Regions from separate parts of the Mus musculus genome. Here region 2 is linked to region 1. Evidence: chromatin loops called from intact Hi-C (ENCODE). Cell type or tissue: gastrocnemius. All regions are shown on one strand. Each heading gives the region's core, and the rest is flanking DNA. Links, peaks and the distances in the headings are about the cores only. Region 1 holds the start of Susd6 (sushi domain containing 6). Region 2 overlaps Susd6 (sushi domain containing 6).

Evidence for each region. Peaks named below come from ENCODE experiments on the same cell type or tissue, not always from the same donor. Only the 100,000 strongest peaks of a DNase experiment are listed, where the experiment ranks them.
Region 2: a loop joins it to region 1, with 2.6 times the contacts of the local background. A loop is called at or near these places in 6 of 42 quality-filtered maps.

Annotation. Positions count from the first base shown.
Region 1 is chr12:80,783,516-80,799,548 of GRCm38, reverse strand. It overlaps Susd6 (sushi domain containing 6), which reads right to left and starts at 9,017. Exons shown (of 6, transcript NM_178682.4): 1 at 8,734-9,017. In gastrocnemius, for the core only: CTCF peaks have their summits at 7,762 (motif pointing right) and 8,758; DNase peaks (open chromatin) are centred at 7,835, 9,071 and 9,472; H3K4me3 peaks cover 5,036 bases; H3K27ac peaks cover 6,681 bases.
Region 2 is chr12:80,832,868-80,848,900 of GRCm38, reverse strand. All of the region lies in intron 2 of Susd6 (sushi domain containing 6), which reads right to left. Among named protein-coding and RNA genes, the nearest start is that of Susd6, 50 kb to the right of the region's middle. In gastrocnemius, for the core only: no CTCF peak of the experiment used is centred there; no DNase peak of the experiment used is centred there; H3K4me3 peaks cover 644 bases; H3K27ac peaks cover 3,020 bases.

The DNA.
Region 1 (16,033 bases), core at 3,264-11,263:
GAGGCCCATGCAGGGGCATTTCTGTGAGTTCAAGACCAACCTGGTCTACAAAGCCAATTCCAGGACAGCCAGAGCTGTTACACAGAGAAACCCTGTTTGGAACAACAACAAACCAAACAAGAAGGAAGGAAGGAAGGAAGGAAGGAAGGAAGGAGGGAGGGAGGGAGGGAGGGAGGGAGGGAGGGAGGGAGGGAGGGAGGGAGGGAGGGAAGGAAGGAAGGAAGGAAGGAAGGAAGGAAGGAAGGAAGGAGAGAGAGAGAAAAAGAAAGATAGGCGGGGGCTGAAGAGATGGCTCAGAGATTTAAGTGCTTTGGTTGCTCTTCCAGAGGTTCCTAACCTCAATTCCCAGCAACCACATAATGGCTCACAACCATCTATAACAGAATCTGATTCCCACTGTTGATGTTCATGAAAATAGAGCACTCATATACATAAAATAAATAAATAAATCTTTAAAAAAATAGACAAGTGAATCTCTGAGAATTCTAGGCCAGCCTAATTTACATAGTGAGTTCCCGACAGCTAGAAATAAATACTTTGTCTCAAAAAAAAAAAATCAAATTAAAAATAATTTGACTCCTCATTGGGCCTCTTGAAACTCTAGAATTTGGAAATAGAATTTGTATTAACAATAGGACCTACTTCAAATCCCAACATTTTAGTCAATGAACTCTACCAGGTAAGTTATAGATAGCTATAGTCATAAATATTTATACACACACATCTAAAGAACTTTCCAGGACTCACTTTGGCTTGGTTCCAGATACAGGAACCAAGAGATGGCTAACTGAAGTACCCCATTTTGTCTTCCCTCTGTTTCTCTAGAAAGAAACTGTCTTGACACTCTGATAAAACAACAAGGTGACCTGTAAGTGTGCAGTTTCAAGAGCTTTTTATAATGATCTAGAAACAAGAAGAGCAAAACCTGCTGTTGATAATGAAGGCTAGTTCCAATTAGGACAAGGGTGAAAGGAGAGAGAAGCCATTACATTATTCCAGTAAGGTGGCTGGTTTGATGTAAATGCTCAGATTAAATCCCATAGAGGAAATGACACTCTCAGCAGCACCATCTGCTCCTTCTGGTGTCTAGCCTGAACTCAGCTGTAGCCAGTCCACCTGTCTGAGGGCAGTGAAAGCTGCTCTAAAGAGCTCAGTTCCTCAGATTTGTACATTCTCTCATAGCCATCTTCCCCTATCTTGAGGTTTTTCTCCCCAGCAGGTACACAGAACTGCAGGACAATTTTTACAAGGAAAGGAAAAACTTCTGAGAACTACAGATCACATTTAATAATGAAAAGCCCCAAGAAATGAAAACACACATCCACACAAAAACTTACACAAAAATGTTTTTAGTTGACTGTGGTGTCACATGGCTATAATCCCAGCACTTGGGAGGTTGAAGCAGGACCACCTCAAAGCCAGACTAGAATACATGACTGTATTTAAAACAAACAAAACAAAAACAAAGAAACAAACAATGTTCTTGGCAACATTGTTCAAAACCCAAAAGGAAAGCAATGCAAATATCTATCAGCTGATAAGTAAGGTATAAAGGAAATAAATAAACTGGGACTGAAGCCAGCAAATGCTCCAAAAGCAATAAATCTTAACAATAGTAAATGGGGCTGGAGAGACAGCTCAGCAGTTAAGAACATCAGTTGTTCTTCCAGAGGACTCTAGTTCTATTCCCATCACCCACAAGGTAGCCCACAATTGATTGTAACTCCAGCCCCAGGAGATATAACACCATCTTCTGGCCTCTGGGAGTACTGTATGAACACAGTACACAGGCAAAAACACCCACACACATTAAAAAGAAAAAAAAAAGTAACTGGAAGTGAAAGAAGCCAGTTACTAAAGACTACATATACATATCACAATTACAATACCACGAAATGTCTGAGTAGGTAAGCATACAAACAAAGTAGGTGAGAATAGTCTAAAATTGGATTGGTGTGATCTTATTCAACCCCGCAAATATACTAAAAACAGCTGCATTGTTTATGCAAATATCTATCAATTAATGTATAGACTGGGTATGGTGGCATACACCTTTAATCCCAGCACTCAGGAAGCAGAGGCAGATAGAGCTCTGTGAATTCAAGGCCAGCCTGGTCTATATACTGATTTCCAGGACAGCCTGAGCTACATAGTGGGCCCTTGTCTCAAAAAATAAGAAAAAATTTAAAAATGGTACATCTATACAAAGAAATATTATTCAGTAATAAACAGAATAAAGCACAGATACATGCTCAAACCTCAAAAGCATGCTAAGTAAAAGAAACCACATAGGTGAATTTTTATGATATACAAATTATAAGCCAACAAAACTATTTCTTTAAAAAGGCATTATTGACAAAGTAAAATGCTAAATGCCAAAAAAAATCTCCCTGAGTAAACTTATATATATATATGTGTGTGTGTGTGTGTGTGTGTGTGTGTGTGTGTGTGTGTGTATATACATATATATATATATATTACCATATGAAGCCATTTGATCTATTAAGGATGAGTCATAGGAAAATGCTTATGGAATAATGCTGGGAAAAAAAAAACAAAATTCAAAACAAGATGTTTAGGGTATACCAGAAAAGACGGAAGAAACAGAATATACAGAATACACAGAAAAGATAAGTTAGGTTACACAATATTTATTTATTTATTTATTTATTTATTTATTGAATGTATATGGGTACACTGTAACTGAACGCATGGTTGTGAGCCTTCATGTGGTTGTTGGGGATTGAATTTTTAGGACCTCTGCTTACTCTGGTTGCCCTACTTGCTCCAGACGCACCAGAAGAGGGCATCAGATCTCATTATGGGTGGTTGTGAACCACCATGTGGTTGCTGGAATTTGAACTCAGGACCTTCAGAAAAGCAGTCAGTGCTCTTACCCACTGAGCCATCTCACCAGCCCCACAATAATTATTTTATTTTGACTTGTATATTCTAATCTGTCTGCAATCTTCTCTCACTTTAATGGCAATTAAAGAAAAAATACCCCTCAATCTTCCCTCAAGCAGTCTGCAGAGACAATTACAATTTAAGATGAAAATAAGCAACCCACTTTCTTGGTTCCCTTTTTCAGAATTCCATCCACTAAGTTCTCAGAGATCTTCAGAGAGCAGCCCAGAGAAGAACTGGACTAACGGAATGCCCAGAAGGCACTCTCATTCATAGCCTAATCAAAAGTCAAAACCTAGCTCAGCCAAAGAGAACTTCAGCAAAGTCTAGAGGAAACTCTGCCAGGCAGTGGTGGTGCACGCCTTTAATCCCAGCACTTGGGAGGCAGAGGCAGGCGAATTTCTGAGTTTGAGGCCAGCCTGGTCTACAGCAGAGTGAGTTCCAGGACAGCCAGGGCTACACAGAGGAAAACCTGTCTCGAAAAACAAAAACAAAAAAAAAGATAACTCCACTCTAATCTTAAACTTCTGTGGATACACAGGCATGTCACTGCTGGTGGTAATTTGGATTTGGGCAGATGAGATACATGTCCCTCCTGGAGAAAAGTTGGTAGGAAAAGGAAGTTTGGAAGAGTCCCTATTCAAATCTCTTCTCTTGAGGTTTTGCTCCTACTCTCCAACTAGAGGAAAAAAGAATCCTCAACTATTTTCTTTTCAACATAAAAGAGCCAAGTAATAAAGAACTGTCCGTCTGCACAAGCACTGACTCTGCTGCTGTCATGAAGAATCCCAGGCTAATTTCCCAAGTCACAAAAAGTAAAAACAAAACACTTGTACCAACTGCTACTCTGGAGGGGGTGTATCAGGGCACACAGCTACCAGGTAATTTTAGAGCTCTCTCAACACTGGTCACATTAACAAGCAAGTGTATCTGTTTCTGCTTGAGAATGCTTCACTAAGATCCTGTTTTGGAAGTACTTCATGAATTTTTGGCAAGGGAGACACATCATAGATAACACAAGAGTCTGAAACCCCACTCAGTTCTCACTGCAACTGCTGTACTCCCTGCTACTCTTAAACCCAGTACCTTCACAGACTCAACTGTCCCTCCACCTTGGGAGTAGCAGCTAGCCTTTCAGAGCAACAGCAACCCAGCTCAACACTACTTCCAGATCTATCAGATTCTGGAGACCTCTAGACTCAGCTGAGAACCAGAAGACAAAAGAGCAAAGGTTTCCAGCTGGTTTCCAGCTCCCACCCCCAAGATTAAAGGGGGCAGACAAGCACAGATACGAGGCTGGAAGATGACAGGTGCCTGCCAGACTCCTTTCTCACATAAAAGACTTTTTACAGGGTAACACTCCAGAGCATACATCAACCAAAGAAACAATTTCTACTTACTTGAATCTTAGCCATGATGTAGAAAATAGATTTTCATATCCAAGGTCTGCCACCTCAAGTTTTGCCTGACTGCTTCCTGGGTCTCAAGATCCTAATCTGCATTCTTCCTTCCCATCAGCAAGCTACCGCCTCCCACATAAACCACAGTATTTGTCACTGCTTTAACTTTTTTAAGCATCCTACAATGTGCTCATATACCTATGAGCATGAATTTTCTAAAAACCATTCAACTAGGTGAAGACTCAATGTTATTACATATGTAGATATTCTGGCTTTGATTGGCTTTTTGTTTGTTTTGGAAACAAGGACTCACTAAGTAGCACAAGCAAACCTTGAATTTAAGGTCCTCCTTCCTCTTCACTCCATGGTTTGAACCTGTCCTAAAAGTCCAGGTATTAGAAAATCCTCAAATTCATGTATTCATATTCTATTTGGAGGTAGGACTAGAAGGTGGATGGATACATTAGCAGTTGCCAAGATTTTACCATGTGATACCCTGTGCCATGTTATGATGTAAGACACTGGTGCCAAGCTCTTCAACTTGCTGTGAGCCAAATAAGCTTCCCTTCTTTTTTTTTTTTTTCGAGACAGGTTTTCCTCTGTGTAGCCTTGGCTGTCCTGGAACTCAATCTGCTGTAGACCAGGCTGGCCTCGAACTCAGAAATCTGCCTGCCTCTGCCTCCCAAGTGCTGGGATTAAAGGCATGCGCCACCGCCCAGCTAAGCTTCCCTTCTTAATGATTTACCACATCTCAGGTTTTTTTGTTACAATAACAGAAAATGGACTGAGACTGAGAGTGATCTCGGCATAGATAGAATCTTCAAAGAAACCAAAAGAATTTCTTGTCACATATTTTGTTTCAATGTTTGCCCTTAACCCAAATATCATAATCTTCACATTCAACTCTGCAACACAGCAATTCTTGCTTTTAAAGTGTGTGTGTGTGTTTCCTTTATCACTTTTTTCCTCCATTCTCCTACTACTTGAGAGAATGTTCCCAGCAGGAATCCCATGAGTTCAAGGCAGATAGAGGAAGGAAAATGAATTTTGTTCATCAGCTCCAACTAGATCACATGCCAATCCAAGAGCTCAGTAAAATGTTTTATGTGTGGCAGACAGTGGGCTATCTGGACCACCACTTCCTCTCATGAACTATCACTTGGTAAAGGGGAAAGCAAGGTAAAACACAAGCAAGCACCCACCGTGTTCTTTGGCTTTCCTTCACTGCCAGCAGAGGTTCTACTTTATTCTCCCAAATCACCTGGTTGGTACTGAAATGAGGAAAATCATGTTCCCCGGTGAATCTTTAACTTTTCTCTTGGTTTTTACACAAGGTCTCACTTTTTAGTACTGGCTGTCCTAGAACTCACTATGTTCAAACTGGCCTTGAACTCTGCCTCTGCCTCCCAATGCTGGAATAAAGGCATCTGCCACCATGCCCAGTCTCAACAAATATTTTAAGATTTTAATGATTATGCACAGGTGTCTGTGTGCATTCAGCCCAGAAAAGGGCATCAAGTACCCTAAAACTGTGAAGTTATGAATGGCTGTGAACTGGCTGGGTGCTAAAAAACAAATTCCAGTCCTCGGAATTTGGACATTGAACAGCAAGCACTCAATCACTAAGCCATCTCCACAGCTCCCTAACTGAAATTTTAAGATACTTTATTGTTTCTCTAAGCCTACAGAGGATACCAGTAGTGAGCAGGTGTCAAGAGAGCTAAAAATACAGAAAAAAAGCACAGGAGAAATATGAGAGTAAAGGATGTTTTGGTGGTCAAGGGTGTCTTTTGGTTGTTGGGGGTTTTTTGGTTTCTTTGTTTTTGGTTTTTTTGTCATCTGATTTTGGCACAGGGTTTCACTGTATGTGTACCCAGGCTGGCTGGAAGTCATGACCCTACCTCAGGTCTCCCCAATACTGATTACAGACATGCACAACCAAAAGCAAGTTTTAATGTGAGAAATGGACAAACATAATGTGTGTAAAATAATGCTTACTAGTAATAATAAACTTGTAAAAAGTCTTACTTTTAGAAGCCAAGTGAATTAGTACCTTTGGAGGGCACGTGTTCTCGTGTGTGTGTGTGTGTGTGTGTGTGTGTGTGTGTGTGTGTGTGTAGGAAGCAGTGAAGCAGGAACCGAGGCCCCAGACACAGTAGAGGAGGAAATCCCCTGTCAGAAGATGCATCATTACATAAGTGCTCCAGTTCAATCGCCACACCATGGAGACCGGGCAGGAAACCACAGAGTGCTGAGGTCTTGCCACCTACCAGGCTGCAGGACCTTTTTACCTGGCTTTCTCTTTTCAGTGAGCTTGAATGCTGGCTCTGGAGAAGCTGGACTCAACAAGTCAAACTGACACCTGGTGGGCTTGCTCTCAGGACTGCATACCCTGAGCCTTTTCTATAGCAGAAGGTGAGGATTTTTTTCCTCTCTCATTCCTACTACAATATCCAGAGTCCCTCTGTAGACAGGAATCCCATCTACAGGGTCAGTCTCGAACTGATAACTGTTCTTCCTTTTAAACTTAATGGGTACAAAGTTCCTTAAGCAGCAAACAGTGAGCCAGGCATGGTGGCTCACACCTTTAATCTCAGCACTCGGGAGGCAGAGGTAGGCGGATTTCTGAGTTTGAGGCCAGCCTGGTCTACAAAGTGAGTTCCAGGACAGCCAGGGCTATACAGAGAAACCCTGTTTCGAAAAAACAAAAAACAAACAAAAAGCAGCAAACAGTAATGAAAACTAACACCATAAATCAAAATAAACTAAATTAAAAGTTGAGCACCATGAAAATCTGTCTGGTTTCAGTTTTAATCATCCCAGTATCTATAAAACCAGGTAACGACTGGCATATGCTGTGTATGATATGAAATTTAAAAAAAAAAGTGAACTAGTATTGTGCAACCTACCATTACTGGGCTTCCAGGAGCAAGTTAGGGATGCTTATCATCAGAGAAAGAGCCTCAAACAGTGGTGTTTTGAGAAGAATCTAGACACTCCAGAACTTACATTTGTGGCTTACATTATTTAACATGTGTAACTTTCATCTCAACTGAAAAAATAAGGATAATATCGGCCCTACCTCAAATATTATTACATGAGATCAAAAGTGAAACTTGGGCCAGTGTGATAGCTCAGAGTGGAGAAGCACCAGACGTGATCACCAGAGTTCAATTGCTGGGAGGTAGAAAACTGGCTCCTGCAGTTTGTTCTTTGACCTCCACACCAGCACAAGTTCACACACTCAAACTCACACACGCTAAATGAATTTAGCTTGGGACACAATAAACCCTCAACAAGTTTTCCACAGTATCACCACCTTATGAAGTGATTCCTTTATTGAAATACAGGAATCCACTCCCACCCCCAACTCAAGACAGTTCTCATTTCTACTTGAATGTGCATCTAATGAAAAATGCAAAGCTCAGAAAACTAAGAAGTCAAAGCCAAGGGCATGTCTCTACTAGTCTCCACTAGATGGTGACAGCCTGGGTGTAGAATTCCCAGAGCACAAAAGTGTGTGTGTGTGTGTGTGTGTGTGTGTGTGTGTGTGTGTATGTGTGATTTTATTATTATTATTATTAACCAAAGGGATTCTAACACCAAAAACCGATTGACCAGTGAAAAGTGGAAAGTCACTGCGGATCTTGCAGATCTAGAAAGGACTAAATACCCATGGCTTAACTGAAAAGGATAATGTCCCCGCACCTCTCTTCGAACCCCAACCAACAAGAGCAACAAAGGGCAGCACACTACCTTGTCACCAAAGAAGTGTGTGGCAACAACATTGGGCCTCTGCTGAACTAATGTAAAGTTCCCAATGAACTTAATGCCTCTTTGGGATCCCCGGCCTTGCTGCCCTCCCAATTCCGTTACAGGTAAGTTTTTCCACCATGGTGGCTGTCCCGGGAGGGACCATCAGTCTCACAAGTAAGAAAGTCTATATGTAGTTACAGTAAAACCGAAACAAAACAGGAAATGGGTTCGGCAAGTTTCAGCCCACATAATAAGAAAAGTTTTTGCGACTGAAGAGGCGACCAGGCGCTGGGGCTCCAGAACGCTCCCGCGCACAGGCGAGCGGCTGCAAGGTTTCCTCAGGAAACCCACCTCGGCCAAGCCGGTCCCGCCGTGCGGAACCGCGGCTTCGCTGGACTGGAGGGCCTCCGCCTTGCAGCGCGCTCCACCGAGCCCGATCTGCTCTCCGCTCTCGGGCACCGGCACAACCACGCCGCCGCCCTCGGAGCGGCCCGACCCGGCTACTCCCGCGCGGCTCGCAGTGCTGACACCGGCCGGCGCGGTAGCAGGCGGCCGCGCAGAAGGCCCGCGTCCCTGAGGAAGTGCTTGCCCGCCAGTGCCCTGACAACCGGCCCCGCGCGCCGCTGACACAAAGCCGGCCCCTCCAGCCCGGGCGGCGGTGACAACTCACCCGGGAGCGGCGCCGAGACCTCCGGGAAAGGGGGCGCTAGCAGCTCCCGCGTCGCCGAACCCGCTCCGCCGCTGAGCGCGCCCGCCTGCCTGCACTCCCTGTCGGGTCCCCCGCGACGCCTCGCGTGCCCTGGTCTGGCTCACGCGGCCGGGCGCTGACGAAGGAGGAGGACGAGGACGAGGACGCGAGCGGTGGCCGGCTCCTGAGGATGGAACGCGGCGGCGGTGGCGACGGCTGCGCCAGCGTCACTGGCCCAGCTGTACGACGCGGGCGGGGGAGGCCCCGCAGAGGGGGCAGGGCAGGGACGAGGCCTGGGCGGGGTCAGGCACGCACGCAACAAGCGCAGGCGTCGCGCCGCTGCGACCGCCCCGAGGAGTCACGCGCACGCGCCTCTGACCTTGTCTGACACGCCCCTGGCGGCGGGGGGAGGGAACCTTAAAGAGACAGTCACTCGAACTGCTCTGGCTGTAATACTCTAGTTAAGCCACCTTCCTAGAGGGCCCTCCGGTTCTTTTACTGTTATTGTTTGGTTATTATTTGGATGTTTTAATTACTGTCATTTGCAAGGAAGTATACTGTTGTTTAAGAGCCTCTTCTACACACGTCGCCCATTTAGGTCTTGAATCGCTTGCCTGACCTATCTTCAAAGCAGGTTATTATCTCCCTATTAAGCTGTACTCTAGGTTAGGGTGTGTAACTTAACTATCTCAAAAGTGTCCCGAGGGGGTTAGGTGGGGGTGGAAATGTAGATCAGGCCATTCTGATTCTATAACGCTGGGGTGGGCTTCAGGAATCTTTTTAATGGGTGTCCCTGAGTGCTATTTCTGCGCACTCAAAAACACCTGGCAGATCTTAAATGGAGGAAACTGACATTCCAGCGAGGCCTGGGGAACCTAGAGCTGCAGGCTTGGCCCCTAGCTTTTTGCTCTGCTTCTGAGCCTCCTTGAATTGCTTTCAAGCGCGTCTTAGGTGAGCAAATTGAGCACTGGTCAGCTGCATCCATTTAACAGTGACTCTCACTACAGAGGGGTGGCCATATGACAGTAGGAACTATCTCTTTGTGCCTAGGTACTTGGTACTAGGTACTTGGCCTGTCTTAGAGGTGCTCAATAAATGTTGAAGCACTCCTTGAAAATCAGTGACTCATAAATTAAGAAGGCCTGTTAGCCTTTTCTTTTTTTTTTCTTTCTTTCTTTTTATTTCTATTTATTTATTTATTTATTTATTTATTTATTTATTTCGAGACAGGGTTTCTCTGTGTAGCCTTGGTTGTCCTGGAACTCACTCTGTAGACCAGGCTGACCTCGAACTCAGAGATCCGACTGCCTCTGCCTCCCAAGTGCTGGGATTAAAGGTGTGCCCCACCATGCCCAGCCTTTTCTTTTATCTGTGCAAGTGCCCTACCTAGGATCTACTGGAGTTTTTTGTTTCTTCTTCTTCTTCTTTTTCTTCTTCTTCTTCTTCTTCTTCTTCTTCTTCTTCTTCTTCTTCGTTCTCCTCCTCCTCCTCTTCTTCTTCTTCCTCTTCCTCTTCTTTCTTCTTCTTCTTCTCAGTTCTCCTCCTCCTCCTCTTCTTCTTCCTCTTCCTCCTCTTCTTTCTTCTTCTTCTTCTTCTTCTTCTTCTTCTTCTTCTCAGTTCTCCTCCTCCTCCTCCTCTTCTTCTTCTTCCTCTTCCTCCTCTTCTTTCTTCTTCTTCTTCTTCTTCTTCTTCTTCTCAGTTCTCCTCCTCCTCCTCCTCTTCTTCTTCTTCCTCTTCCTCCTCTTCTTTCTTCTTCTTCTTCTTTTTCTTCTTCTTCTTCTTCTTCTTCTTCTTCTTCTTCTCAGTTCTCCTCTTCCTCCTCCTCCTCCTCTTCTTCCTCTTCCTCCTCTTCTTTCTTCTTCTTCTTCTTCTTCTTCTTCTTCTTCTTCTTCTTCTTCTTCTTCTTCTTCTCAGTTCCCCTCTTCCTCCTCCTCCTCCTCCTCCTCCTCTTCTTCTTTTTCTTCTTCTTCTTCTTCTTCCTTTTCTGCCAGATACCCTTTGAACAAAGTTACACCTCAGGGCCTTTCACCTAGAAAGCTTCCAATAAAGGTGCTGTGAATTACTGCCACAACAACACACCCATCCCTTAGAGCAGTGGTTCTCTCAGCCTTAATGCTGTGATCCCCTTAATACAGTTCCTCATGTTATGACAAAACTCCCAACCATAAAACTATTTTTTGTTGCTACTTCATAACTATAATTGTGGTAGTATTATGAATCGTAATGTAAACATCTGTATTTTTTGATGTCTTAGGTGCCCCCTGTGAAAGAAAGGGTCCGGTTCAACCCCTTTCAGGGTCCCAAATCACAGGCAGAGGACCACTTTAGAAAGCTCCCCCCTCTCCCTGTGGGCCTAGGAGAAACCCCTGATGTATTCCCTTCTTTTTCCTTTCTTCCTCTGAAAAATAGACACCTGGCATCCTGCCTACTTACCCAGTCTGAGGGAGCTGCACCTGCCCAGACCATTAAGGGGGTTGAAAAACATCAGCCTGGCAGGATCTGGACAGCCTGTAATTCCGGCATTAGGGAAAGAGGTTGAGGCAGGAGGATTCCAAATACAAGGCTAGCTTCAGCTACAAAGCAAGATCCTGTCTCAGCAAAAGAAAAGATGAGAAATACTGCAGGACCGTAGCATAGCTTACTAAAACTTGTGGTCCTGGCAGGAAGACCCAAGAGACAAGAGAAAAGAAACAGGGAAAGGGTAAAGAAGAGCCCGAGCCCCACCAAACAGAAGGATGGGTGAAAAAAAAGAAAGCAAAGGAAGAAAGTGGGTATACAGACAGATCATGTCTTCTGAAAGGACAGCTGAGTCTCCAGCCGTGCGTGGCAGTTTGGCCACTAACAGGGAACTTCATGGAACACTTGCCGCATCTCACGATGTCAACCCATATCATTACTCACCACCTACCAGAGTTCAGCAACTGGGAACAAAGTCCTCCAGCCCGGACTGTGTCCGGGGCTCTCCAGCAGTCTGGCAGGAATCCAATCACATCACCCCGCTGAAAAACCGACACCTAAGCCTCCCCACCCTGCTGGCACATCTCTAACAAGCTACCACCTGCCACACCTCTGAGACCTCACCATCTGCTCCCCTACCTGGAGTGTCCTTTCCCATCCACCCTTCCTCACTGGCTGTGCCTCTCGCGTCCCTCTGGAAGGCTCTGCTTTATCTTTACGTCCTCACTTTTTTCCCTTTGCTTTTATATTGCCAGGATGGGGATCAGGTCTAGCCCTCTTCTCTCTGGCCAGTACGGGCTCTCCAACCTTTTCCTTCCCTCTTACCCCTCCTAGCATACTTCCAATACTCCCTATAGATCTTATATCCTGCCTTGCTCTGCTCTCCTGCCAAATGAGGATGGTTCTCCCTGGCTTAGAGTAAGTGCTTGTTGTGGTTTGGTTTGGGTTTGGGTTTTTGTGGATATCCCAAGATGGAGGTTAAGAATGATCTTATGTCCCCACCCGCTCACACAAGCAACCCCGGTTAAATGAAATAGGACCCCCAAGATAGTCATGAAAGTAGGAGAGAGACTTGATGATAAGAAGAAAGGGTTTGGTGGCTGGGGATAAGAGGATGATGGAGCTGGGAAACATGATCAAAGTATAATATATATATATATATATATATGTATGTATATATATACATACATATATATATATAATTGCAAAGGAATAATTAAGAATAATTTGGGTTTACAAGAGTCGTAAATGCATGAGAAACATTTATTTTAAAAAGAGCCTTTTTATTTTTTTATAGCTCTAGGAAATCAAACCTAGGCTTTTCGGGGGGGGGGGGTTGTTGTTGTTGTTGTTTTCTTTCTCCCCCTAAGATAGAGTTTCTCTGTGTAGCCTGGCTGTCCTGGAACTCACTCTGTAGACCAGGGTGGCCTTGAACACACACACACACATATCTGTCTGACCTGTCTGTCTCCACCCCTCCCCCCAGAGTCTGCTCCACTACTGCCTGACTCCAAACCCAGGTCTTTCTGCATGCTGGCAAGCAATTCACCTCTGAGCCATATCCTTGGTCTCCTGCATTGGTTTTGGTTTTGGTTTGAAGCAGAGTCTATGTAGTCCAGGCTAGCCTTGAACTGAAAATCTTCACAACTACTTCCTGAGAGATAGGACTAATATGTTATCCTATCCTGTCAGTTTTACAGATCGTCCAGGAAAGGTACTGGCTATCAAGCCTGATGACCTGAGTTTGGTCTTCTGGACACATATGGAGGAAGAAGAAAACACTTTCTCAAAATTTTCTCTGACTTCCACCTGTGTATGGTGGTAGAGATACACACACACACACACACACACACACACACACACTAAATAAACAGATATATAAATATCCATTTTAAAATCTTAAAATATATTTTAATGTAGCAACTTTATTTTGCTAGACAACTCATCAGCCCATTCACAACTTAAATGTCCATTTAACATATACAATTAGATCTTCTTAAAATATATTTACAGTATAGTATAACCACTACCAACAGTCAATTTTAGAGCATTTTTTTGGACCCCCCAAAAGACACTTCGGTAAGGATGGAAGCCAGGGCTCATAAGCATGCTAAGACATGCTGACTACCTCTGAGCTACACCCGTGGTCTCCAAAGCAAATTGTAATCCTCCACTATCTAGGCAACCTATTATCTCTGCCAGAGAGGCTGGGCTAACCCCAGAGAGAGGTGGAAAAGTCAACCATTGCTGTTGTCAGTGGTGAAGGGGATTCCTGTCAGGTGGTACTCCCAGCCCTGTAGTTAGGGCACTCTTGAGCAAAGCAGGTGAATTGTTCAGTTCCTCAGAAAAAAGCCCAGAGGCCAGGTATTTCTTTCTTTCCTGAGAACCCAGCCATGAGTGTGTGGGCCTTAACACCTTGCAGGCAGCCACAGCGAAGCTTAGCTCTTTGGGAGAGGGGGAAGTGGGGCTCAGAATAAGTGTGTAGCATCATTGTTGCTATGGTTCTGACATCTAACAGCTGTAATGATAGCCACTATTTATAGGGCACCTACTATGTGCCAGGTACTTACTTGGTAGGAAGTTTATCCCTGTGACTTCTAATTCCGGTAACAATCTTCCAAGTCAATGTCATCAACATCACGGAGAGGTTTCAACCTAACAAAAACCACGTAGCAGGTATGTAGGTATGTTGCAAAACCAGAATTTGTTCTTGTTTCTCTGTTCCAAAGGTTGTTCTTTAAAAAAAAAAAAAAAAAAAAAAAAAAGCATGTAGCCTCTGGTACCCCTAGCAAAGGATGGTCCTTGTGTATCTGCTCATCTCCCTCAAAAGGCTTCTTTACACAGCAGCTCTCTATATCCATGCAGCATTCCCATAAAATGAAGAGTCATGACCTAGGAAGCTAAGGAAAGGGGCAGATAACTGGCTCATTTCATTCGCACAGGCCTTAGGTTCTGTTTCATGTTTCATCTCAAAATGCCTAGGGTAGCCTTCACAGTCCAAGAAAAGAAACCTACTCGAGGCCAAGGGAATCGGATGTATTCAGTAGCTAAAGAAAGCAGAAGTGCCTATGGGTGGGCCGTGTGGCTCCACCAGCCTGAGCTGAAGGACAAGATCCCAACCAAAGGAGGAAGCTTTGGGTATGGGGGTGGGAGTGCTAAGCTGGATGGGAACCTGTGAGAATCAGACATGGTATCGAATCTCTGCAGACACCAGTCAGATAGGGCTTTGAAGAGTTCACGGTTCAAGTCACAGACCCTAGAGCAATGCCCTGTGCATCCCTACCCTGCCCCTAGCCTTAGAATATGTGCACTGGTTGGGCATGGTGGCCCATACCTCTAATCCCAGCACCCAGGAGGAAGAGGCAGGTGGATCTTTTTTTAGTTTGAAGCCAGCCTGGTCTATACAGGAAGTTCCAGGACAGATGGGACTACAAAGAGAAACTCTGTCTCAATCAATCAATAACATTAAAATGTTAAAAAGAGAGAAAATGTGCACCTGAGTCTGCCTGGCCATTTGGTGTGGACCACGCCCACCCCTAATTTTTTGAGGCACTAAAACTCGTAACCACTTTTTTTTTATTTCCAACACAGATCTGGTAATCTAGGTAAAGGTGTTGGACCCATTTTTTCAAGCAAGAGAAAGTCAAGATAGAAAGCATCCATCATGGGGCTGGAGAGAGGGCTCAGTGGTTAAGAGCACCCACCGCTCTCCCAGAGGTCCTGAGTTCAATTCCCAGTGACCACATGGTAGCTCACAATCATCTGTAACTATCTGATGCCCTCTTCTGGTGTGCTGGTGTGTCTGATAACAGCTACAGTGTATTCATATATATATATATATATATATATATATATATATATATAGAGAGAGAGAGAGAGAGAGAGAGAGAGAGAGAGAGAGAGAGAGAAGGGAGGGAGGGAGGGAGGGAGGGAGGGAGGGAGGGAGGGAGGGAGGGAGGGAGGGAAGGAAGGGAGGAAGGAAGGTAGGAAGGAAGGAAGGAAGGAAGGAAGGAAGGAAGGAAGGAAGGAAGGAAGGAAGGAGGCATCCACCAGCCTGGGCTGCACAATGAGACCATGTAAGAGAGAGAGGAGAGAGCCAGGTAGGAAAGGGCAACAAGGATTCAAAGATGAGAGGCCATCTGCTATGTCCCCAGGTGGCCCAGGTGGGAGAAAAATGCCAGTTCCTGTCACAGGCACACACCCAGGCTGGCCAACCAGATTGCCCAGCCCAAGAGCTGGGCAGGAACTCTGGGAGATAGCCAGCCTGGAAGGAGGAGGGGACAGGGGGTAGCTGCTTGCCTGAGCTATAGCCATCCCACAGACCTCACCCACACTGCTCTCGGTCTTATGACACAACTGTCCTGGGTGACTCTTCCTCCTCCAGGTTTCCTGATGGTTCATTTTCCTGTGACTTAATGAAAAGAAGAGAGGGCTGTAGGATTGGTTCAGCAGGTTTTGAGGTGCCAGTGAATGAAGGAATGGAATAGTCTCCTCCTTCAGATTGTCAGGGTTGGGAGACTCTGACAGCTGCCTCGCAGAGGGATCGCATGCGCAGTGTCCTATGTGTGATCTCCCAAAGTGAAAAAATAAAAATATAAAAAAATCAAATTTCAAGTTTTTTTGTTAAACAAAATTAACTCTATACAGAAAGTTTAATAAAATGTGATGTTGGTGTGATACTCAAAATATCACTTTTTAATCACACTGTACTTTTTCTCTCTGCTTTATCTACCTTTGCTCTATCTGTGTGTTGGGAACGCTAATACAGTACTATTATGGCATCTCATGCCAAGCCCACATACAACAAGTGTCACACTGACAGCTT
Region 2 (16,033 bases), core at 2,676-10,675, 50 kb before region 1:
ATATTGCGTAAGAATATATGTTTAAGTACACAATAGCCTACAACCCAAGTATTATCAAATTGGTTTGTTATTGTTGTTTTATTTTTGAGATCATATCTCTTACTTCTGGACTTAAGCAATTCTCTCAGCTCATTTCCCACGTTGAGACTCCAAGAAAAAAAAAATATATATATACACACATTGCTTATTCAATGTTTACAGATTTTTGGAGAAATGGTAACAGATTTAAAGTGGCTAGGATCTCAAAGATACTACATATAAATAAGTGTTCTTCCTTCTACTACATTTTTTTTGTGTGTTTTGTTTTGTTTTTTGTTTTTCGAGACAGGGTTTCTCTGTGTAGCCCTAGCTGTCCCTCACTCTGTAGACCAGGCTGGCCTTGAACTCAGAAATCCACCTGCCTCTGCCTCCCAAGTGCTGGGATTAAAGGCGTGCACCACCACGCCCGGCTACTAGAATATTTTTGACCAATAATTTCTTATATTTTCAGGCAATGTTGCCACAACTCTGTGAAGTTCTTCCAAGAACCAAGTCCAGGTAAGGTGAGGCCAGGGTTGGGCCCCTTCAAGGGATTAACAACTGCTTCAGCTGTTGCCTCAGGCTACCAGAGGTGACCTGAACATTCTTTATAGGCAGTATTTTGCAATGTCCCCAAGCTAAGGCATATCATTTCTCATCACCTTCTTTTTTTTCCTTTAAAGATTTATTATATGTAAGTACACTGTAGCTGTCTTCAGACACCCTAGAAGAGGGTATCAGATCTCATTACGGCTCATATGGTTGTGAGCCACCATGTGGGTGCTGGGATTTGAACTCAGGACCTTCGGAAGAGCATTCAGTCTCTTAACCACTGAACCATCTCTCCAGCCCTGAAAACTTTCTAATCTTCAGTACTCTAAGGTTCCATTTGGTCTCCAAGTACAGACAGAAATCCTAAGAACTCACTTAAACTGACAAGTCCCATGGTAGACCTGTTTCCATTAATGACGAAACTAACCTTGCCCTTCTTCAAAACACTCTCATAGGAAAGCTAAGACCCCAAATGGGATCAGATCTGTAAAGGAACTCTTACCAGTCAGAGTAGCAAGAGTAACTAGAAGCAGGCCAGAACTTAATGGCCTACCACCTGCCTTTCAAGTGAGGCTAGCAACTGACTCAGCTACTGTAGTCAACTTAGTGAACATCCTTTCTCACCCACTCCCCTCACATTCATTCTTCCCCTGACTTCAATTAGGCCTAGATGATGGCAAGCTTTATGACGTCAAAACCCAGATCCCTGATTCATGATGCTTTCTGAAACCACAGAAGGCACCAGAATGCTCTTGTATTAGTGTTTTTGTGCAGTCCACCCTCACCAACTGCCACAGAATGATGGGGACAAGGGAGTAAAGTTTCTACTGCCTCTTCTGTGAGGAGTACTGGGGATCTAAGGAATTGTTTCACATTTTTAATTATTTTTTTTTTAAGGATGTGGGTTGCTGGTCTGTTCTTCAGGTTTTATACAGGGATGGGAATCTGGTTTTGAAAGCACAGCAAATGAAAAGAGGCACTGGGGTAGATGGAAAGGACCCACCACTCCCTGGGGCACCAGGCAAGTGTTAAAGTCATTGTTAGTATTAACAGTAAGTTCTTTGAGTTCTTATTAAAAGCATTCCTATAAATAAGCAAAGATTGTGTGGTGGGGGTAGGATGATGCAATTTGACAACCCAATTAGCAGCTGTTAAACTCTCTTTCTGCCCTGACTTCCTTAAAAAAAAAAAAACTGTCAGTCAAATAGCCAGCCCAACTACCTCATACCAGCTCCCACCATCTACAATGCTCCAGCCTTGAGAAAACTGCAACTAAATGCTTGGCTCCTAAAGGCAGAGCCTCAGCAAGGGCTGTTTAAAACAGTTTCACCAGACTGTTTCCACAGCCCTAGTGAACTCTAGATGACCTTGATATCCTAGGCCAAAAAGGAAGTACTTCTGGTGACCTAGCAGAGACTACTGATGCTAAGGAGGCACAGCTGATTAGTGCGACATACAAGCCTCAATGGTTGTGATTAGTCCAAATATCCATCCCTTGCTTGGCTATATAAGCAGGGTGAGCCAGCTGGAATACCTTTCCTATGCTGCCTCCTCTTAATTTTGCTGCACCAGGGCTAATAAGTTTATCAAGTGGTCTTTTCTTGCCTCCTTTTAGTAGTGCAGGCTGAGAAACAGTTGTAGACTAGCTCTGAAAACAGCAAGTCCACCGGCTAACAGCTGAGGACAAAACAGCCTAACAGTTCAAGAGGAACCAGGGCAAGAGGAAAGGAGACAGAAGGAGAGAGATGACAAGTGAGGACAGACAGATGAGGCTGAACGATTAAGCTGTAAGGAGCCAAAAGGGAGAAACTGCACACTCAAGTTGCCAGAAGAGTTCAGAGAGCTGTCAAAAGGCTAAAGGTCTTAGACCTTAGAACAAGAACTGTTAACCTAGGTCAGTGTTACGGGCTAAGGCATCCCAATTCCCAGACTAGAGAAGTGCTGTAGTATTGGCTGCTGCTAAGTGGTATGGAATCCTGATACCATGGCCTTCCTGGAAGCTGCAATGCCAGCCACAGCTAAGAACTGTGTGGCCATACTGTATGTACATCCACATGGTGAACATACATACATGCAGACAAAACACTTTCACAGGTGAGATAATATGGATTCAAATACCAGTTTCCCATCTTCCTAGGACCACACAAAATAACACTTGTAGAGTTAACAGTCCAAACGTCACAGCCCTGCAACAATACAAAGTGCCACTTGCTACTACCACCTGCCTGGTACCACAGCTTGCTGGCAGAGACCAACATTTCTTTACCCACAATTTCTATTCAGGTAGAGCAAAAGGACCCCCACAAATCTCAGCATCTTGTCTATACCCCAGAGTGCCAAGTACTCAACTAATAACCAACTCCCCCCTTCTTCAAAATCCTCTGATTTGGATCCTGTCTACCAGGCCCAGTTAAAGTTTCAGCTCTTCTTTTGCTAGACAGAAGCCATTCAGTGTGTGAACTACAAGAAAAACTAAGATTTCCTCTATCTCATCCTTTCTTCAATTAGACTGTAGGACCCTTCTTCCCATGAGAGGACCCAGTATATACACAAATGGCTTTTACTAGTCAAGTTAGCTAGAGGTAGGAGTGCATTGCTTCAGTCCTATCATTTAAGAGGCTGGAACAAGTTTGAGACCAACCTGTGTCTCAAAATAGCAAACTATTTTAAGTCATTAAAACAGTACTAGACAGCTGGGCATGGTGGCGCACGTCTTTAATCCCAGCACTTGGGAGGCAGAGGCAGGCGAATTTATGAGTTTGAGGACAGCCTGGTCTACAAAGTGAGTTCCAGGACAGCCAGGGCTACACAGAGAAACCCTGTCTCGAAAAACCAAAAAAAAAAAAAAAAAAAAACCACACACACAAAAAACAAAACCAAAAAAAACAACAACAACAAAAACAGTATCGGACAATGGCATGGGAGGTCAGTGTTCAAAACAAAATAGACAAAATTATACAGCATAAAAATATTTGAGGGGCTTGGTGGTTAAGAACACTTGCTGCTCTTGCAGAAAACTAAGGCTGGGCCCCTATTACTCACATGTCAACATCCTCTGTGGCTTCCATAGGTACCAGGAATGCATATGGGGCATATCTACACACTCAGGCAAAACAATCATATAACTAAAATAAAAATAAATAAATTTTTTAGAAAGTATTCGATTTACAATGAGAGGATGTAGGTTCAAATTTCAGTTTCATCCTGTATGAACTGTGCCATGCTTCTTACAAGGATAACAATAAGATAAGATAATATACACAAATCTGATTTACATCATAGCTGTAGCTACAAATATCTGTTACTTCTCTGGCCTCCTGAAGTGGTTTGTATCATTTATTTTTCTTTAGAGTCAAGAATAGAAAAGCACAAAAACTAGAACTACATCTATGAAAGTGTTTGTAGGTGTTACCACAGGCCGGCTGCAATCTGATGCTGAAGCTTGTGCATTCCTACCTGGGCCACGAGGGTCTGGAAACATCCTCATATACTTCCTAAGACCAAGGAGAGCCCTCTGTGGTAGGACCCTTCCCCACCCGTCCCACCCAGACTCCAGGTGAATATGAACTTCATCACAGCAACAGTCTCAGCTTTTGGAAATCCAGCCAAAGCCAGTCATTAAAATCATCTTCAAACCATACTTGCAGCAGATGAAAAGGCAGTGTGCAGTATCCAGCTGCCTAGATTAAAGCAGTGTGGTAAAGGAAATGAGAAACAGTCGTGATTTCCAATTACTGCTAACAAGAGCATGTTTAGAAGGGAGGAAATTAATGGAATCATCAAAAGACTGGTGATTTTACTTAAAATGAATCAAACCAACCTCAGTCTTTCCCTGTTTCAACAGAGTTCTTGGGCTAGTCAGTGCTTGAGTTCCCTGAAAACTGCCCAGGCTGGATCAGAGAGGCTAACAATTAACAAGGGCTGGGAAATCTTCTTTGGCTCCCTAGCCACAGGGTAGAAAGACAGGGCCAGACAATGGTTCTGAGGCAGTATGTTAATTCCTTTTAAGTCAGAAGTCCTTTAGCTTGCCAATATAAACACCACCAGGCTCCAGCAGGAAAGAAAGGCAGAAAACAGGGTCAAATTCAACTTGCACAACAGCAAACTCCCTTAGGACAAAACATTCTGGAACTCACAGCTACTTTGAATAACATAACATGGACAAAAAGAAAAGGGGACTGAGAGCCCTGAAGGGACATGTCATACAGTTATACATGGTCTCTGATGATCAACATGTGTATACTAACACACTCAACACACATATGCAGCTCTGACAGAATGGAAGGCATTATGGAGTTTGTTGGGTAAGGAGGGAAGGATGGAAGTGAGCAGGGCAGAGGAAGACAACCAAGGCTTATTAAGGGAGAAACTACAGTAAAGAAAAGGGACATAGATATAATTTCCTGCAGCTGCAATCCATCACAACACAAGCCACACTGTGCCGGACAGTGGAGAATGTTGACTAGCAATGCTGTGCACCCTGGAAATGAGAACAGGGCAGCAGCCCATGAAACTCCGCAGTGCAGTGTGGTGACCTTGAGTACAGGGGTGGGGTATGACCAGTGTGAGGAGTCACTCCTCTCTGGAAGCAGGTGCTAGGAAAGCAACACACAATTTTTTCACTTTCACCATTCCGATTCAGTGCCGCTTATCAAAAGTCCCTCCTCACAGAACAAAATCAAAGCAAGTTAAACAATCATGCTTACGTTTCTGACAGAGAAAGAGATCTATCTTAGCATTAGAGGCATCATTCCCCTTGGGAAAGAAAGTGTCCTTGGAAATGGGATTGATGGCCAGTACCCCAGTTCATGTTCTTGTTCCTTCATACCACAGAGTGCAAGCTCAGGAAAGGTTCCCTGAAACGCTGCCTTTTACAACTCAGTCTGCCAGAAAGGGCAGAATAGTAGTGGGATGAGATGGTCAAGGTAACCCAGCCTGGGGATTTACCAAGTCCCACCCCTTTCTGTTGGATAGTTTCCAAGAACCAACAAATCTGGAGGAGACAAAGCAAAGGCCTGCCAGATCCTCCTTTAATATTTAGATTTTTCTAGTTTTAAAATTAAGTTGGTGTTGGGCAGTGGTAATTCATACCTTTAGTCCCAGCACCTGGAAGGCAGAAGCAGGCAGATCTCTGTTGAGTTCACCTGGTCTACAGATGGAGTTCCAGGACAGCCAGGGCTACACAGAGAAACCTTGTCTCAAAACAAACAAACAAACAAACAAACAACCTAAACCAACCTACCTACGAAATAAATAAAAGATAAAATTAAGTTGGTAAGTGGATTCAGGACCTTTACACCCTCCTCTGCTCACTTGACCAAAACTTGCTCTGAAAGGGGTAAGATAGGTTCATTCACTCTCCAGAATGACTAGAGATTTAACATGAAGCCATTCTGTCCATATCCTATCTGTAGTGGCTAAGGATTTGTTTTTCAGCAAAAGTGGGGTAGGACATATACTGATAAAGAGTACTACTCCTACCTATAAGGGGTGTTTCATCATGGGAAACACTGTGGGCCCTCTGACACATTTTGGCACACACTAGTGGAAGGAGTGGGTTTCTATTGGTATATGCCAGGAAGTCAGTATTGTGATACACAATTCAGCATCTCAGACACTGTCAACCATAGTCTAAACTCTGTTGGTACCTCTGTTCTCTGTCCTTCGCTCCATACATTCTCTTCTTGGACTCTTGTTTCTCTAGTCTATAACAGGACTCATTCTCAATAGAAAAAACAGATGTCAGATTCACAGTCATGACTACAATACCTTTGTCTGATATGGCCACTGTCTGTGGAAAAATTATTTGGGGAGCTAAAGAGATGAGATGGATGAGCAGTTAAGGGCATATATTACTCTTATAGAGTACCTGAGATTAGTTCACAGCACCAAACCTAACAACTCATAATATAGCCTGTCACTCCAGTTCCAGGAGAATCTTATCCTCTGGCCTCTGCAGGCACCTGTATACACACACACACACACACACACACACACACACACACACACACACACACACTCCAGATCTCCTTATACAACGACCTTAGCTATTCCTACACTTACCTGGAACCAACCTGTTTTTTAACATTAAACATTATAAACTGATTTTAATAACCTTTAAGTAAAACATACAACTTTAAAAATGATTACCAGTGAAAGTCATTATGATCTAGGACATAAAAAGTCAACACTATATTTTTAAAAATTGCCTAATAACCAATCTTCTCAATGCAAGGAGAAGGGCTAATTGAACCACAAAGCCTCTGAACTTCCTAACAAGATGCTAAGAATAATATATGAACTAATGGGTTCCTTTACTGAAAGCCATTCTAAAGAAACCTGAGATATATCTCTGTTAAGATAGTTCTCTGAAACCTAGAATACAGCAAATAGAGCAGTCCCCACCCTATTTCCACAATTACTCCAGTAGAGCAGATCTCAAATGATGAATCCACATGGGCCAGATGGCACTTTCACTATTCTCCCTTCCCTAATCAAGTAAGAACCTCTCACATCCTTTGGCCTCCCCAAGAAATCCATGACACTAGCCAAGATCCACAGGGGACCATGAATCAGAGAAATAAGAAACTTCTGTCAGACATGTCTCCATAGGCTAGCTGAGCTGTGGTAGGACAGAATGGAGAAGGGGGACCTATTTGCACTCTTCTCCATAAGCAGGCTGCACAGATGAACCTGTCGATTAGATGAGCCTGTCGATTCCTGTCTCAAAGGGAAATAGAAGACCAACTACCAATTTTATCATCCTCAATCTTCTCCCACAACTTGTACTTAAATTTATCTTCCTCTAGCCCCCCTACCTCCCTGCTTAGAATCAATCCCTTAGTATTTGTTTTTTTGCATGTTTTAATCCTTCAGACCCTACAGGAGAGTTTGTTCCTCCTCTTTTTTACTTCTGACACTCACTGGGAGTCTATCTCTACAGCAGCATCCTGCCTCTCTACAGGACACTAAACTTTTCTTTTGGTGCTGTGTGGTCTAAACTCATTAATACTTTAGACTATGGTTAGGCATCAGTTTTCTTTTTGGAAACTTCAGTTTCTGAACATATTCTACCAAAGTGAAGGTGATCAAACATTCACCGTCCACAGTAATGGGTGTACCAGTTTAGGGAATCCAGTATCTTTGATTCCAGCTGGGGTTTTGTTTTGTTTTTCTGAATATTAGTTTTAACAGAAGTGAAATGGAGTGCTGAGGAGGTAAAGTCATTGGTATACAATCAGAGTCTGAGTTCAGATTGCAGTACCCAATCAAAAACTCAGATGTGGTAATGTGCCTATAAACCCATTGCTGAGGAAACAGAAACAGGTAAATCCCTGGACTTCACTGGCCAGCCAGTCTAGTTGATTTATGAAATTCCAGCTTCAATGAAAGACCCCATCTCAAAAAAGACAAGTCAATAACAATAAAAGAAGACACTCAGAGTTACCCAACCGTCTGGCCTCCACAAGCATATGTGCACACAAACACATGCACCATTCTACACCCCAAAGCAACCTGACAAGCTCTGACAAAGGACACACAGCAGATGTTACACTACTTTCTATCCTTCCAAGGTCCCCACCACCTGGCTGTGGTCTGCCACCCTAAGGTTCCATACTGTAACAGTGATGACATCTGCAACATTTAATCTGTCACCACCCTACCTGGTGTGTATAGTACCATTCCAATATTATAGACTCAACCACTGGGGACAGAGTTTGAAAATCTAGCTCAAAATAACACTCCATGTTCATGACTGAACTATGATTTATTTATACAAGCCAGCCTGACTGAAAAGGCATGTTAAACCTCCCTATGCCTTCCTGCCTTTTCTGCCTACTAACTCCTGTTTGCCTCCAGGTCTCTCCCCCAAAAAAAGTCTCACACTGACTATCCCAATCTTTTCAGAAGACCTTTTTATGTGTATTCCAGTGTAGGGCTTGAGTCCTTCACCAGAGCAGATGTCACATGGAACTACCATAGTTCAGAGTAGTGCCAAAGCCTAGCCATGTACTCGTTACATTCTTGTAATCAGAGTGCTATACCACAGCCCCACCTGAATCTCAGGGCAGGTACTGTTCCTGGTACCATTGATGATCTCATACGCTGCCAAGTGACAGCTTCCATCACAAACCAGCTCAGTATCTGGCTCCCAGAAAGCCCTCCATGCCATTACTCTTGCTGCATCCCTTCCTGCTTACCTTCTGTCAACACAAACTTGCTAAATAATGGACTTGATGCTGATTATGAAAATACTAAACCCAACTGTTTCACAGCAAAAACCCTGGAAAGTCTGGGTCTCTACTAGTCATTTGTTGCCATGACAGAATATCTAACAAAGGCAACATAAAGAAACGATTTCTTTGGGTTCACACACTGAGGGAAGAGTCCACTGTGGCTGTTGGCAAGAATGTGAAGCTGCTTATACTGCATCTAGGCAGTTGCAGAAACAGTCACATCAGGCAGCTAGTCAGAAGCAGAGAGCCGTGAGCCATGCTGCTCAGTTAGTTTCCTTTCTCCTTTTTTTTTTTTTTTTTCAGTTTGGGGAACCTCAGCCTTACAAAATGGTGCTACTCTCATTTAGGTCAAGTCTTCCCACCTCAACTAACCCAATGTAGAAAACCCCTCATAAATACATCCAGGTAATTCCATGGTGATTCTAAATCCTACCAAGTAACTAATCATCACATGGTCATTAGAGTTTGGAGCACGTTTTTTAGGATTTTAATACAATGCATTATAATCTTCAAAACAAAGAGTTCCAGTTTTCCAAGGCCACAATCTGGATGACTTTTTCAAATCAAAGACAGCCAGGCAATAGACTTCTATTCCTGGGGAAAATGCTGACATTCCCCTAAGGAAAAGGACCAGGACTAAAGACTCTTGTTAATTCCACTTATGTACATACAACAAAGCCTATTTTCCTTCCTTAAAAATTAATAGATTGTTTTTCTACTGTTGAGATAAATACCATGAACATAAACAATGCATGGAAGAGTTATGCATGGAAGAGCTTATGGTTCCAGAGGGAAGGTACTAAGTAGCAGGCATGGCAGAAGGAGTAGGAAGCTGAGAGATCACATGGTTTATCACAAGCACATAGCAGAGAAAAGGCAAACTGGAAGAATGGTGAGGAAGAACTCTCATAGCATGTACCACCGCAGTAATGTACTTCCTCTAGCAAGACTGCACCACTTAAACCTCCTTTAACCAAGTAGGAACTAAGTGTTCAAATACCCAAGTCTATGTGTAACATTCCTCATTCAAACCCATAACTGGTAAGGGTCGGATGGATCCTCTAAAGAGGTGACTGAACTGGATCTTGCATGATAAAGGGAAGTGTGGGAGGGTGAGAAAGCAGGTGGGATTCTAGCCACAGGAAGAATAAAATGAGAATAGGCTTGAAGATGCTAATCTTCAAGCAAAAAGGAATAAAGATGGCCTTTAGCCTTGACCTTTAGGGACAAAGGCTAGGTGGCCAGAAGAAGAGGAGGCTATGGATAAAGTATAAAGTCAAACCCATTCAAACAACACTACTCCAGCCTAAGGGAGAGTTTAGAAATGCCATGGTTTTCATTTACATTCTTCTACTGATCTCTCCCCTCCACTCTAGTCTTCCTTCTCCCTGTTCATTTTCCTTTTTCTCCTCTCTCCTCCCCTCCTTCCCTTTACTCCAAATCTAAAGGGTCCCACTTTGGGCCACCAGATCCCTGCCCAGGCTGGAAATCAGCCCATTCTACAATGGATTCTGGGATCTGACTAGGTCCTCTCTTTTCCTCTCCACCCACATTCCTGCAGTCTGAAAATACTTTCATATGCTTCTTAACTTCCTCACCATAAAGATGGGGACAAAGATCTCACCAGAAACTATAAATCAGCAGGGAGGTCCCCATGCTGCTACTACTTATGGGCCTTAGAATTAGTTCTGTCAGTCCTCCTACAGAGGACAACCCACAATGAAGTACCACCCAAATGGACTTTCCCCAGGACACCCTTAGGGTTATTATTGGCCTAGGTAAGCAAAGGAACAACATATAATTTTGTCCCTGCCTTCAATGAGATTAAGGGCAAATGCATATACAACCAAAAGAAAAAAGAACTAAAGACTGAGAAACTTAAGTATAAACAACCTCAAAAAGCCAGAAAGCTCAGAAAAAAAGTCTCCTTTTAAGGATACAAAGCAGAGATCTACACTGCCTAAGAAAGTCTCTAGCTAACTTCTCAGTCCAGGAATTGGCAAGTTTGAGTAACTGTGCATAGCTGTCAATAAGTCTAAGTATATATACTTACTCAAAACATTACTACTGTAACCCAGCAGTAATGTGAACAACTTTAAAGGGAAGAGAGGCTTTTTCCCTATGACCCTAAATCTCTCTGCACCTATCCCCAAGCTTAGGAAATGTGGACAGGCTGCCATCAGAACCACTCAAAGTCGTCTGCAGGCAATAATCTCAGCTACAGTCTTGTGCTCTCAGCCATTCCTAAGTCAACAAGGCTGAACTGTCAGAACTCAAGCCAGTGACAACATATGTCCCACCCGCTCTGGAGGAGACGTGTGTCTGCTACACCTGAAGAACTGACCTCACCCTCTACATTTCATAAAGTGTTCCTTGTTAGTCAGAATAATTAATGCTATAGCAGATTTTGTAACCCTGCTTGCTGTACTTAGTCTTAACCTCCTGAAACCCACTTATGCCCCACCCCCCATAAGAATTGCAATATCAAAAATACTTTCTACCCTCAAAAAAGCTTTGCGGAAAAGAAAACTTGTACCTATCTTCCTTGTATTGCTGCTTAGAAATTTAACAATTATATGTTAATATGTAGCTATTAGCAAAGCTAACAAGTTAATAAGTCAAACAAGGAGAAATCTCCATCTCTGGAGATGTCAAAGAATCTAGGTAGAAAAGGCTTTTAAAATTAGGAATTCTGCATCAAAAAAATGTCTTAGTGGTTAAAGGGTTTGTTGTTTACATGTGAGGACTGGAATTTGGATCTTTTGAATCCTTGTTAATTCTGAATGAGCATGAAGGCCTACCTAACTCTAGAATTGGGAGGGTAGAAATGGAGGATGCCCCCTCCCCCCAGCAAGCTGGCTAGCTGCTAGACCTGTCAGAATTGCAACACAATTTTTTTTTTTTTTTTTTTTTTTTTTGGTTTTTCGAGACAGGGTTTCTCTGTATAGCCCTGGCTGTCCTGGAACTCACTCTGTAGACCAGGATGGCCTCAAACTCAGAAATCCGCCTGCCTCTGCCTCTGCCTCCTGAGTGCTGGGATTAAAGGTGTGTGCCACCATGCCCGGCTTGCAACACAACTCTTTACAGAGCTTAAAAGAGCAATTCTAAACTTCATGTGGAAAAACAAACAAAAAAAGCCAGGATAGCTAAAACAATCGTGAACAATAAAAGAACTTCTGGGGGTATCACCGTCCTTGATTTCAAGCTGTACTCCAGAGTAATAGTAATAAAAACTACATGGTATTGGTATAGAAACAGACTGATCAATAGAAATCAAGTTGAAGACACAGAAATAAATTCACATACCTATGAACACTTGATTTTTGACAAGGAAGCCAAAACCATACAACGGAAAAGGGAGAGCATCTCAACAAATGGTGCTGGTCTAACTGGATGTCAGCATGTAGAAGAATACAAATAAATCTGCATTTATCACCCTGCACAAAACTTAAGTCCAAATGGACCAAAGACCTCAAATTAAAACCAGACATACTAAATATAATAGAATAGAGAGTCGGGAATAGCCTTGAACTTGTCAGTACAGAAGACAACTGCCTGAACAGAACACCAATAGCTTAGGCACTAAGGTCAACAATTAATAAATGGGACCTCATGAAACTGAAAAGCTACTGTAAGGTAAAGGACACTACTAATAGGACAAAACAATAGCCTACAGATTGGGAAAAGATCTTCACCAACCTTATCTCTGACAGGGGGCTAATATTCAAAATACATAAAGAACTCAAGAAGCTAGACACCAACAAACCAAATAACCCAATTAAAAAATGGGATACAGAGCTACAGAGAATTCTTAACACAGCAATCTTGAATGGCCAAGAAGCACCCAAAGAAATGTTCAACATCCTTAGTCACCAGGGAAATGTAAGTAAAAATGACTCTGAGAATGCCTAAGATCAAAACTCAAGGGACAGCACAAGCTGGCGTGGTTTTGGAGAAAGGAGAATACTCTACTGCTGATGGGAGTGCAAACTTGTATAACCACTCTGAAAATCAATTTGGTGGTTTCTCAAAAAATTGGGAATACATCTATCTTAAGACCCAGCTATACCACTCCTGGCCATATACCCAAAAGATGTTCTAATATCCCACAAGGACACTTGATCAACTATGCTCAACTTGTTCATAGCAGCCTTATTCATAATATCCAGAAACTGGAAACAACTCAGATATCCCTCAGTTGAAGAATGGACAAAGAAAATGTGGTTCATTGTACACAATTGAATACTATTCAGTCATTAAAAACAAGGACATCGTGAATTTCACAGGCAAATGGATAGAGCTAGAAAATATTATCCTGAATGAGGTAAACCAGAACCAAAAGAGCATGCATGGTATATACTCACTTATAAGTGGATATTAGCCATAAAGTATGGATAACCACACAATAATCAACGGACTCAAAGAAGACAAATAACAAGGAGGGCCCAAGAGAAGATGGTTGAATCTTTCTCAGGAAGGGAAACAAAATAGATATCAGATGCTGATAGAAGGAGGGAATTGGGGGTGGGAAAATCAGAAGTAGGGAGAGCAGGGAAGAGAGAATGCAAATTGGCCGGGGGCCGGGGGCCGGGGGCCAGGGGGGGGGGGACGGGGGGCGGGGGAGAGGGGAGGAGGCAATTTCTAGGACATACAAGAGACCCGGTAGAGGCCCCAGGGGATATATTGGGTGATCCTAGCAATGGGGGATGTGGATCCGGAAGTGGCCACTTCCTCTAGCCAGGCAGGACTCCCAGTTGAGGAATAAGGACAGTAACCTACCCATAAACCTTTGACCCAAAATGTGTCTTGTCTAAGTACAGGGACAAAGATAGAGCAGAGATGGAGGAAAAGGCCAACCAATGACTGCCCCAAATTGAGACCCATCCCATGGGCAAGAACCAATTCCTAATGCTATTAATGATACAGTTATGCTTGCAGACAGAAACTTAGCCTCAGTGGGGGAGGATGCAGTTAGTCCCACAGCAACTTAACTTGTGAGGCTTGGGTAATGGGGGGGGGGGGGGCGCTAACACACTAAAGGAACTTCCTCTTTGCAAAGGGGAAGGTGGAATGAGGGAAGAATCTGCATGAGGGGGTACTGGAAGGTGAGGGGATCTGATATTGGGATGTAGAGTGAAGAAATAAATTTAGTTTGAAAAAAGGAAAAAGGGGGGGTAAATAGAAGATCCCTAGAACAAGCTGGCTAGCTAGACCGGTCAGACTGGTAAGCTATGGTTCAAGTGAGAAGAGATCCTTGGCTCAATGAATAAAGTGGACAGTGATCAAGGAAGACTCCAAAGGTCAACTTCAGGCTTCCATGTACATATGACCCCACATACATGCATGCTACACACACAAACACAAGGTGGGAGGTGAACCAAACGGCAGCTACATATAATAAATACAAAGCTACACTACTGACCTCAGTGGCTCTATGACAGTCACTACTGAAGGTACACATGAACTGAATCTATCTGACCCATTCACACTTCTATACAAATAAATTGTAAGAATTTAATATTAACCTTATCCTCTCATGAATTCAGATATCCTTGTATTTAATTTGCTCAAGTGAGTTGGAAGAGCTAAGCTATCAATGAAGTCTTATTCACATGGAACCATGGAAAGGCTGTCTTTTAAACACTGCTGTCTCTCTGGCCTCCAAAGGTAAACACCGGGCAGGCCAAAGTCATGCCTACCTTACCACAGTCCTGGCACCCAGCCACAGCAGCATAAGCCACCTAGAGTGGGAAGCTGCTCACACCCTTCAAAGGTTTATACTCCAAGTGACAAAGAAGAATGGAATCTTCCAGTGGGTAGGAGGTAATACAAAGAGTTCATCTATAAACCTACCCACAATCATTAGAGACTCTGAATACCAACTCATTTTCTTTCTTTTTTTCTCTTTGTTTTTAGTATGTTGTCATCTTCTTTTGATGAAAAGATGGACAGATTTAAAACAAAACAAAACAAAACACCTTCCAAGTTAACAAGTTAGACCACAGTAAAGGGATACCCACTGCTGAACAGATATAAGTTTCTGTTTAATGAGGATTTTAAACTAAGATTCAGGCAGGTAATCAGTTTGGTGGGCTCAGGTCTTATTTATTAGAAAGACATGTACCTGTTCTAAACATGGCACAATTAGTCTGCAGAGAATAATTTCTCAATGTCTTTTCATGATACCAGGGTTCAACAAACCCAGCAATTGACCTATCCAGCTCCTACCACAATCCTCAAGTCTTTTTATAGTCACAGGTAATTACCCCACGGAGAGATTACATCACTTCTGTCAGTAGGGTTTGCAGCTGACAGGAAGATGCTTTGCGGATGTTTTGGGAACTACATCCTCATTTAGAAACACATTGCTATGGCCCCCATTGTTCCTTTCTAAGAATAGAACTGCCTTGGCAAGCCCTGTGCCTAAACTGGAACCAAACAACCAAGAGCCACTGTGGGTAAGAACACAACTTCAGAAGAAAACATGGTAACCTAGAGATGACTCCTGTATCCTTTTGATACAGGAAAGAACACAGATAGGGTCTTTATTCATTATCAGAACAAGTCTCTGAGAGCTGGCCTTCACCCTTCAATCAGGAAACTTAAGAAATGGGTCCAAGGACACCTCCCATTCAGTACAGGTAGGCCAATGCCAGCAAAGTCATGAACAGAGTCAGATGAACATAAATATCAGCCAGTTCCAGCACTTGCAATTATGTGCCCAGGTAAGCTACCCAACATCCACCTAAGTTCCTCTCTCCATTAGGCACAGAAATGGTGTCCTTTATGTACATTTCCTATCTATCTGCTGTCCTACCACCCCCAGCTTGGTATACATTATCTAACTCAGGTCCTCCTGAGATGGTGAGGCGAGCCAAAGAAGTCTGACAAAATCTCTCTGCTACAGTAGTGCTTAGGGCCAAAGCTACATCCTATCATAAAGAATCTGGTTCTCAACAATTGTTTTTAATTTATTAATTTATTTATTTATTAATTTATTATATATAAGTACACTGTAGCTGTCTTCAGACACTCCAGAAGAGGGTGTCAGATCTTGTTACAGATGGTTGTGAGCCACCATGTGGTTGCTGGGATTTGAACTCCGGACCTTTGGAAGAGCAGTCAGGTGCTCTTACCCACTGAGCCATCTCACCAGCCCCAACAATTTTTATCTTTTAAAAACTAAGTACTTTACTTTCTCACTCTGCTGTATAGAGATACAGATG